Regions from separate parts of the Mus musculus genome. Here region 1 is linked to region 2. The links are chromatin contacts, found by Hi-C in ENCODE. All regions are on one chromosome and are shown on one strand. Each heading gives the region's core, a stretch centred on a gene start or an enhancer-like site at or near the end of the contact. The rest is flanking DNA. Distances are from core to core; before and after follow the strand shown. Region 1 overlaps Nuf2 (NUF2, NDC80 kinetochore complex component). Region 2 overlaps Uck2 (uridine-cytidine kinase 2).

Evidence for each region. A loop is a pair of places that touch in the nucleus more often than their neighbours do.
Region 1: a map of T-helper 1 cell shows a loop between it and region 2 (7-fold over the local background). The contact joins two enhancer-like sites. A Hi-C loop is called at or near these places in 2 of 37 maps with a recorded cell type or tissue (T-helper 1 cell and T-helper 2 cell).

What each region holds. Positions count from the first base shown.
Region 1 is chr1:169,517,957-169,522,159 of GRCm38, reverse strand. All of the region lies in intron 6 of Nuf2 (NUF2, NDC80 kinetochore complex component), which reads left to right. Among named protein-coding and RNA genes, the nearest start is that of Nuf2, 11 kb to the left of the region's middle. Within about 2 kb of position 2,611, at least 1 of the 3 ENCODE cell types and tissues checked has a DNase peak (open chromatin) inside an H3K27ac peak, as active enhancers do.
Region 2 is chr1:167,228,816-167,233,577 of GRCm38, reverse strand. It overlaps Uck2 (uridine-cytidine kinase 2), which reads left to right. Exons shown (of 7, transcript NM_030724.3): 5 at 3,588-3,685. Among named protein-coding and RNA genes, the nearest start is that of Gm46170, 36 kb to the left of the region's middle. Within about 2 kb of position 1,866, at least 1 of the 3 ENCODE cell types and tissues checked has a DNase peak (open chromatin) inside an H3K27ac peak, as active enhancers do.

The DNA.
Region 1 (4,203 bases), core at 1,362-3,861, 2.3 Mb before region 2:
TGGAGGACGGCTATTTCCTCTCTGCCTGGGGAAAGCGGGGTTCTGACAGAGAAGGTTGAGCTGAGGCGTAAGCGTGCTGAGCCCAGCTGTAGGTCTAAGAGAATGCTATTAAAAGATGTGGGCAGCAATAAGAAGAGAAAGGGCAAGGTGGGCCAGTTGCAAGCCTGTGTTGTTATGAAGACAATACAGTTGTAAGGTTATTTTTTAAAAATTGGGAGTCTAGATGCAAATGATGTGCAGGTGTGATGTTGACTCATGAGTGAAACTGGTCAAAATTAACAAATTAGCAATTACTCTTTACCATTAAAAGCTTATTTTGAACCATTGGTATTCCACTGTTGTAATTATACTTAACATTTCCATGAATCACGGAAGTTTCCTATGTCCCTTTGCAGTCAGTCCCCTGTGGCCACCACTCTGTGACAACATTGATGTATCTTTTGTCACTTTAGCTTCTCATCAGATTTAGCTTTATAACGTCATATAGTACAATCTTTCCTGTGGCTTCTTAAAACAGTACTTCTGAACTTTATTCTTTTTTTTTTTTCCCAATTCATTCTTACTAACTAAATGTGTTAGTCCCGTGTTTCTTTTTCTTTTGCAGTATTCTTATGTAAGTGTGCGGCACAATTGATTCAGCATAGGCCTTTGAATCGTTTCTCCTGTTTGGCCATTACTGGCAAAGCAACTGTGAATATTCAGAGTTCTAGGTCTATGTGGATGTAATTTCATTTCTCTGTATAAATACTGAGGAGTAGAGATTCTAGTTTGTGCATGCCTAGCTTTTTAAGAAGTTACCAAACTCTTTTTCCAAAGTGGCTCCCTATCCACAGTATGTAGTAGTTTCCATGGTGCCGGGTCCACCTTGGTTTGAGTATTGTTTTTCATTTTCACCGTTCTGCAGGGTATGTAGTGGTTTTAGTTTATAGTTCTGTGATGACTAATAAAACTGAGCATATGTTCATATATTTATTTACTATGATATATCTTTTTTGGTAAAGTTCTTTTCAAGTCATCTCTCTGTATTTTAATGTTTTTTGTTTTTTAACTTAAAACAGTTTATGTGTTGATATTTTGCCTATATGTTTATCTGTGTACTGTGTATGTGCATTTCCCATAGAGTTCAAAATCCAGATCCCTTGGAACTGGAATTACAGGTGGTTGTGAGCTGCCCTGTGGGGGCTGGAAATCAAACATGACCCTCTGGAGGACCGGTGCTCTGACCACTGAGCCATCTTTCCAGCACCTTGTCTATTTGTTTATTGAAACTTTAGATAGATATTTTTTAAATAAATGACCAGCTGATTATGCAGGTATTTTCTTCTAGTTTGTTGTTTGCCTTTTCAATTTTATACTTATCTTTAAAGAGCAAAATATCTTTCAGTTTTGAATATTTTGATTGATTTTCTTTAAAAATTGTATGTCTTACTAAGACTTCACTAGATCTACGTGGCTGAGATTTGCGTCCGAGTGCTTGGGGGGTATTGTCTTGTTTTGATTGTTTAATGTTTTAGTATTGTGTGCAGTGAGTCACTGTTCATATTTTCCCTTTTCATGGGAGTGGCACTACCTGTTGAGACGTCACCCTTTCCCCATGAACTTACTGTGACACTTTGTATAAAAAGGCATGACAGTGTGAGGCAGTCTTGCTTCAGACTTGGGACAGTGGATACCTGAGTTCTTTGCTAGTGTCAGTGCACAGGGATGCAGCCACTTTGGCAGTTTCTAGCAAAATGAAACCTGTTCCTACCGGATGATCCAGGAGTTGGGCTCCTTTGTATCTACCCAAAGGGGCCCCAACTGTTCACATAAAGACACACACAGCGATGTATGTAGCATAGTTTCTAAGTCTCAGAAACCATCATGGCTTTCGGTGCATCAGTATACAGACTACATCCCAGCAGTGGAATGTTAGGTAGTGTTAAATGGAAATGAGCTATCAATCCATGAGAAAGCATAGGTGCACATTGTAATGGAAAGGGGCCAATCTAAAAAGGCTCTGTAATCGTGTGATGTATAAGAGAGGGAAAACATCAGTAATTGTGAGCCTTCACAGAGGAGGAACAATTAACTAGAACGCAAGACCATTTTAGGATAGTAACCCCTCCGTGTTACTACAGTGGTGGTATGTGCCTGCCATTCTGCAGTTGTCACATCCCACAGACAGTACAGCAGCAGCGAGCACGTGTGTGTACATGCAGAGAGATAATGATGTGTTAGTGCACATTTTCTCTACGCCTTATTCCTAACAACAGTGCCACTCACACAGATGCTGGGAGAGAGGGTCTGACAGGTGGGATACTGGGAACTACCAAATCCTTACTCAGATTTTGCTATGGATGGAAAACTTCTGAAAAATAAAGATGTATGTCCTACACGAATTGGATGTTTTTCTGGGCTTGCTATTCACTAGGCTCTGCCTTAGTTCCGTCTGCATATCCAGTTTCCTAGAGCACTCATCTCGGTGTTTGTCTTTACACCATCCTTCCTGCCTTAGATTGAGACTTGAAATCAGGCAGATGGCACTCGTTCATCTGTTACTGTGCATCCAGGCAGGCTCTGTATCCCGATGTGGGAGCTGGGGAGGTGGAGCCTGTGCTGTGCTGCTTGCTTCTTTGTTGAGTTGCCCCTCTGTCACTTCCTCTGTGGTTTCTGATGCTCTCCTCTCTGGAGTAGACCTGCATGCCATACTGCGGAGGACACAGCATCGTAGCCTGCCGCTCTACTTGTTGGATCCAGTGTGCATTCACATGTGTTCTCTTGCACAGCATGCGTTTGCACGTTGTCACCGAGTAGGGCACACTGCACGCTTGGACCAGTTGGTTAGGAGCGTTCCTTCAGATTTTTTTTTGGTTGCTGTATTGAATGAGTAATGGAGATCTTAAAATCTTTTGTGAATTTATTACTTTCACTCTCACTCACTGCCTTTTAACTGGAGTGCTTAGCTCAGTTGTGTTAAATGTTATTGATATGCTTAAATTTACCTTTAATCTTTTTGTTTCTTTCTTACAATATTTATCTATTTCCACTTTCTTCATCTTGTTGTATTTTGACTACTGGATTTTTTTTTTTTTAAAAAATCTTTGAAAAAAGGTTTACTTATCGTGTGTGTGTGTCGGTATAGGAGTGTGGGCCTTTGTGTGTTCTGTATACCATGTGTATGCATAGTGCCCATGGAGGCCAGGAGAAGTTGTTGGATCCCTGGAGGTAGAGTTCCATGAGGTTGGGAGTACCACGTGGGTGCTGGGAACCTAACTCGGGTCGTCTGCAAGAGCAGCAAGTGCTCTTAGCTTCTGAGCCATCTCTCTGGCTATTCTTATATTCAGACTCTCACTGTGTATCTCAGGCTCTCCTAGAAACTGAAATACTCCGGCTTCAGCACCTTGAGTACTGGATTCCCAGTGTGTCCTGCCATGCCTGCATCACATTTAGTGTTAAACATCTCATTCTCTTAAGTATGGCAGTCTAGGTTAACAGCATTCTAGTGCCTGTAAGGTGTGCTAACATTGTTGAAAACAGTATCTACAAGGAAGACCAGTAATAAAAACCCTTGATACAAGAAGGGGAAATTTATTGCTGCATTATATTCTGGCTCCCTTATTCCTGAAAAGAAACCCACTCATATTCTTTGTCTTTATTCCATTTAGTGTGTCTGTCTTATTTTCTTGTCTTTGCTTTTAAATTTTATTATGACTTCCTAGCTACTTGAGTGAACTGTGGGCTTCTGGGAAATTTTGTGGTTGTTAGTTTTCCATACTGTTTATAGCTTTTGTAAGACTGAGACATTGCTCTCCTGTCAGATAAAAAATAGTTGTTCCTCCTTTTTGTGGGATTTCATCACAGACTTGGGATGCTTCTGATCTGCCTCTGCTCACAGGGGGCTGTCTGACTCCCCCTGCTGGCCTCTGCTCACAGGGGCTGTCGGACTCCCCCTGCTGGCCTCTGCTCACAGGGGGCTATCGGACTCCCCCTGCTGGCCTCTGCTCACAGGGGGCTATCGGACTCCCCCTGCTGGCCTCTGCTCACAGGGGGCTATCGGACTCCCCCTGCTGGCCTCTGCTCACAGGGGGCTGTCTGACTCCCCCTGCTGGCCTCTGCTCACAGGGGCTGTCTGACTCCCCCTGCTGGCCTCTGCTCACAGGGGCTGTCGGACTCCCCCTGCTGGCCTCTGCTCACAGGGGGCTGTCGGACTCCCCCTGCTGG
Region 2 (4,762 bases), core at 617-3,116:
GCTCTGGGAAGCAACAAAAGTATCCGTAAGTGATGGGGGGAGATTGGTGGGTGAGACCTTAGTTCCAGCAGGCAGATCCCTCTTCTGGCTTAGTGACGGTGGTGGCTCTAGTGATACCCAGGCAGGCTTGTGTTTCTTGATGGACCCCTCCTCTCTCAGTGCATCTGACTCGTCACCTGACCTACAAATGCAGCACTTTTCCTCACCTTATGGTTGCCAAAGGCAACATGGTACATAATAATAACAACAACAACAACAACAATAATAATAATAATAATAATAATAATAAATCAAAGCCAGGCTTCAATGCGCTAACACTCAGGCTTCAATGCGCATCAGATGTGTGGCCTTGGGCAGACTGTGTCTGAACCTTATTTTTTCCTAGCACACAGTCATCCGGGGATGAGTCCTTCAGTGACAGATTAGAGATGTTGCAGGGAGAGTGCCCAGAGGCGCAGGAGGTGATGGTCAGGGGGAGGGGCTGGCATCCTCTCTGCAGTCTAGCTGGGCCTCGGGAGAGTCTTGACTGACTGGCTTACTAACTGACCTAGCAGGTGGGACTCAATCCTAGAGAGACCTCAGAGGAGGCTAAACACGCCTAGGAAATTAGAATCAGATTTGGAGTAGTTGTAAAGTCTTGGCTTCTGACTAAAATCCGGTCATCAGGATCCAGGTTGACCAAAACCGTCTCCCTCCCTTTCCTGGCCTGGGATGGGGAGAGGGTCTCCATATGACTATGGGAAGTCCTTGAAGTGATGAGGAACCTGGGAGCTCTGCCTGCCTCTGCCTCTGCCTCCAAGGGTTGAGATTTAAAGGCATATGCACCCAGCTCCCCCGAGGTTCTCCTTGGTCAGTGACTGTCTGCCCGTTGCTGCCTGGGCAGACTGCTTGCCTCTTTGTTTCAGATGTGTTTTTACAAGTCCCCCCTCTGCAAAGCCCTGCCCTTCCTGGTGGATTTGTGGAGTTTTCTTACTTGTCATTTCTACAAGTTCCTTCTTTCAAGGTGTGACACAAATCACGCTTGGTGTATGCTTGGGATGCAGGGATCTTCAGGGTCGGGGGGACAGTGAGTGAGTAACAGGAGCAGATAGAGGCCTGGAGAAGATTCTGAGAGAGCTGGGTGCCAGGTTTCCACCCATCATTCCTAACCTAGGCTATGTGTGCTAGGTGTCTGACATACCAGCCAGGGAGAAGTGGGTCTTAGAATCCCGCAGGCCCCGCTAGATCACCTTACTCTCTGCATTTACTGAGTGCTTCTCTCTCTGCTCCTTCCTCCTGGTGGGCTCTTAAGCAGAAACGAGGCTTGGGCAGTTAGAGGCTTGGGCGGTTAGAGTGCCGCTGTCGGGCCCCTCTAGGCCAGACAGGGAGCTAGCAGACATTTAGCTTCCTGCACATTGCTTTGTTCCAACCCGAGTGTGGGGTTCAGGCTGGGCTGGGGTGGGGTGGGGTGGGAGTGTTGGTTTTTCTGGAGTTTCCGGTTTGTGCCAACATCTTGTTCTGACTCAGCCTTTGGTCTGGCTCCATTTCTTGGCAGTGGCCAAGGAGCAGGGCATTTCAAATGCAGTGTGCTGGCTGACCCCGGCCTGCCCTTGGCCATGGAGCCATCCTAGTCTGTTTAAGGTGACAACTTCTTTGAAGGCTCTTAGGGCGTTGGGTGACAGTGCCTTTTCTGTTATCGTATGTCCTCAATATCTGGGACCCGTGTCTTTGTGACTCTTCTTTTCCATCTGTCCCTTTAAAATACGCATCGCATGTGTCTGTGTTCTACTGGCCTCTCCCGGACCTTGCCTTAGCTGTCTGGGGTTCTGCAGGACTCCTGCGGCCCCTGCCCCCTCCCCTCACTGGCTGGTCTTAGCTTGAGGAGCCCCCTCCAGGTTGTGCCGGTATTGCAGTTGTCACAGGAGGGTAGGCTTGTTGAACCTACCGTGTGCCAGCTGCCATGCCGAAGATTTTCTGTGCCTCCCTGTCATCTTAACTAATAGCTTTATCGGGGCTGGGAATGGAGCTTGGTTCATAGATTGCTTGCCCAGTGGGCACAAGCTTGGATTCTTTCCCCAGCACTGCGTGAAAACGGAGCACAGCGGCCAGCTCCAGCTCTCGGGAGTTTAGGCAGGTGTGTGAGTTAGTTGAAGGTCATCCTCTGCTCCATATCAAGACCAGCCTATAGGCTCCGTGAGATTCCTCCCTCCCCCAGTTATAATCAGGATGTTACGTTGTCAGCTTCTTGTTTAAGGAAATGAAGACCCAAAAGAGGAGAAGTCACTTGTTTAAGGTCACAGGAGCAGGAGTCTCTAGGGACAGGACTCCCATCTAGGTCACGTTCCTCCAGATCCATAGTCATTAGATAAAGAGAGCCACGCAGTCCTGCTGGGTCACTTTCCCCCCAGAGCTGACTGCATGACTCACCGGCTTCTCTTATGACAGATGAAGTTACCAGGTCTGGCCTGCAGGCAGCAGCAGCAGCAGCAGCAGGTCTGTGTGGGGTGTGCCCACACGTGTGCGGGTGTGATCGTGTACGCATGTGCACACACACACATCACTACTTAGCGGCCTGGCTGAGATCTGGTAATCCCTGGGAATGCAGATAAAGAACGTAGCATGTTAATAGTCAGCTTTAAATGACAGCTGGGGCTGGCGAGATGGCCCAGTTGTTAAGAGCGCCGACTGCTCTTCCAAAGGTCCCGAGTTCAAATTCCAGCAACCACATGGTGGCTCACAACCATCCGTAACGAAATCTGATGCCCTCTTCTGGAGTATCTGAGGACAGCTACAGTGTACTTACATATAAGAAATAAATAAATAAATAAATAAATAAATAAATAAATAAATAAATCTTTAAAAAAAAAATGACAGCTGTGCAGAGGGCTGCGTTGGTCGACAGGCCCTCCTTCCTACCTCACTTCTCTAAGGGAAACTGAGCCCTGGGGAGGTCAGAGCACAGTGACAGAACCAAGATAGTCTGGCCCTTAAAACAGGTTTTTAAAAAGTGCTGGCTGCAGGTCCCTGACTAGAGGGACTGAGGGAGATCATAGACGTGGAAGGCGGTGACTCTGGATCCATCTGGGCTTCCTCCGTTTTCCGGCTTACTTTTGCCTGGAATGGGAGAGAACTCACCGGGGGCATTTCTATTCGCAAACTTCTGTGCCCGAGGTGAGCAGAAAGGGCTTTCCACCCCGGTGGGCAGGGGTTGAGGGGTGGGATGGTGGTGGTGGTGGTGGTGGTTGCTGTGGATTTGGGAACACTGGTGAGCATTCCGCCAGCCGCTGCCAGCTGCTCCCTGTTGTCGGACTCAGTGGGGGCGCCCTGCTCTTTCCTGGTTCTTGTAAAAATTCTGTTGGCTTGTGACAAGAAAGCTGCTTGTTGGTCTTGGTCAGGCAGCCTTTTATGTTCGAGAACACACCGTAGTAGAATTTGCTGGTAGTAAGACTTAACGCAACTTGTTTTTTCCTAAATCTGTTGTTGATCCATCCCAGGTCAAGAACCTGAAGTCCGGCTTCTCAGTCACGCGGGCGACCTGCATGGGCCCGGTCTGCTCCCTCACGAACCGTTTTCTTGATTTCTGTGTTTTGTTTTTCCTTCTCTTGCAGTATTGAGGGACATCAGCGAAAGAGGGAGGGACCTTGAGCAGATTTTATCACAGTACATTACGTTTGTGAAGCCTGCCTTTGAGGAATTCTGCTTGCCAGTGAGTTGTATTCTTTGTCTTTGCTAAATGTAAATCTTGATATTTAATGATTTCATCTTCTTTAAAGGATTATTATTATTATTATTATTATTATTTTATGTGTATGGGTGTTTTTGCCTGTGTATGTCTGTGTACCGCATGCATGGAGTGCCCAGAGGAGGGCTTGGGATCCCATGGAACTGGAGTTACAGATGGTTGTTAGCCGCCAGGCCTATGCTGGGTCCTTTGGGAGAACGATAAGAGCGTTTAGCTGCTGGGCCTTCGCTCTAGCTTTGTGATGGTAGATTGCTGGATTCATCTGGGCTTCAGCTGCAGCTCAGATCTTACTCCTCTCCGAGTGAGCACCTGATTGAAGTCCTGAGAGAGCAGGCTGGGTTCCGTCCTGCTGTCTTTCTCCCCTCTTCCTCTTAAGGTTACTCTAGCCCTGAGTATCTCCTAGCGCAACCTGCGTTTCTTGCCTGGAAGGGTTATGGTATCGAGCCTTTGCTTGAAGCTAGCTCACATCCAAGATAGACCTTAACCGGCTGGAGACTCCAGAAAGCTGAGTGTGGGTGCAGGGGTCGTGGAGGGAGGCACTGTGACAGTTGGTTCATTTTAGGGAGTGCTGGGCTATGCCAGAATCCTCTTCCTTGCCTGTGTCCTGGCACAGCTGTATGCCCTCTGGAGGACCTGAGAGTTGACCTGGGAGTTCCCTGTGAGGTGGCTTTCTGAGAACCGAAGGGGACTGACTCAAAGCTTATAATCCGCCAGAGAAACACATCTCCCCAGGAGAGGCCAAATGGGGCCCGAGACTCAGGGTGTGATGTGGTCCTGAGAAGGGAAGAAGCTGCGGAAGGAATGTTAGGAGAGTCACTGTGTCCTCCCGGCTTGAGCAGGTCTGGCAAAGCAGGCCTTCCTTATCTGTAATTAGGAAAGAGAGAAGTTGGAGCTTAGGCCGGTTTGAGCGAGGTCGTTTGGGAAGAGTGGTGTTGGGGATGGTCTTCACAGTAAGTGTGGCTTTATCTCTTCTTGCTAATAAATGCCTTCTGCCCTTTCTCCTCAACATGCCTGCTTTAAGTCCGTTAGACCTTCACCCTA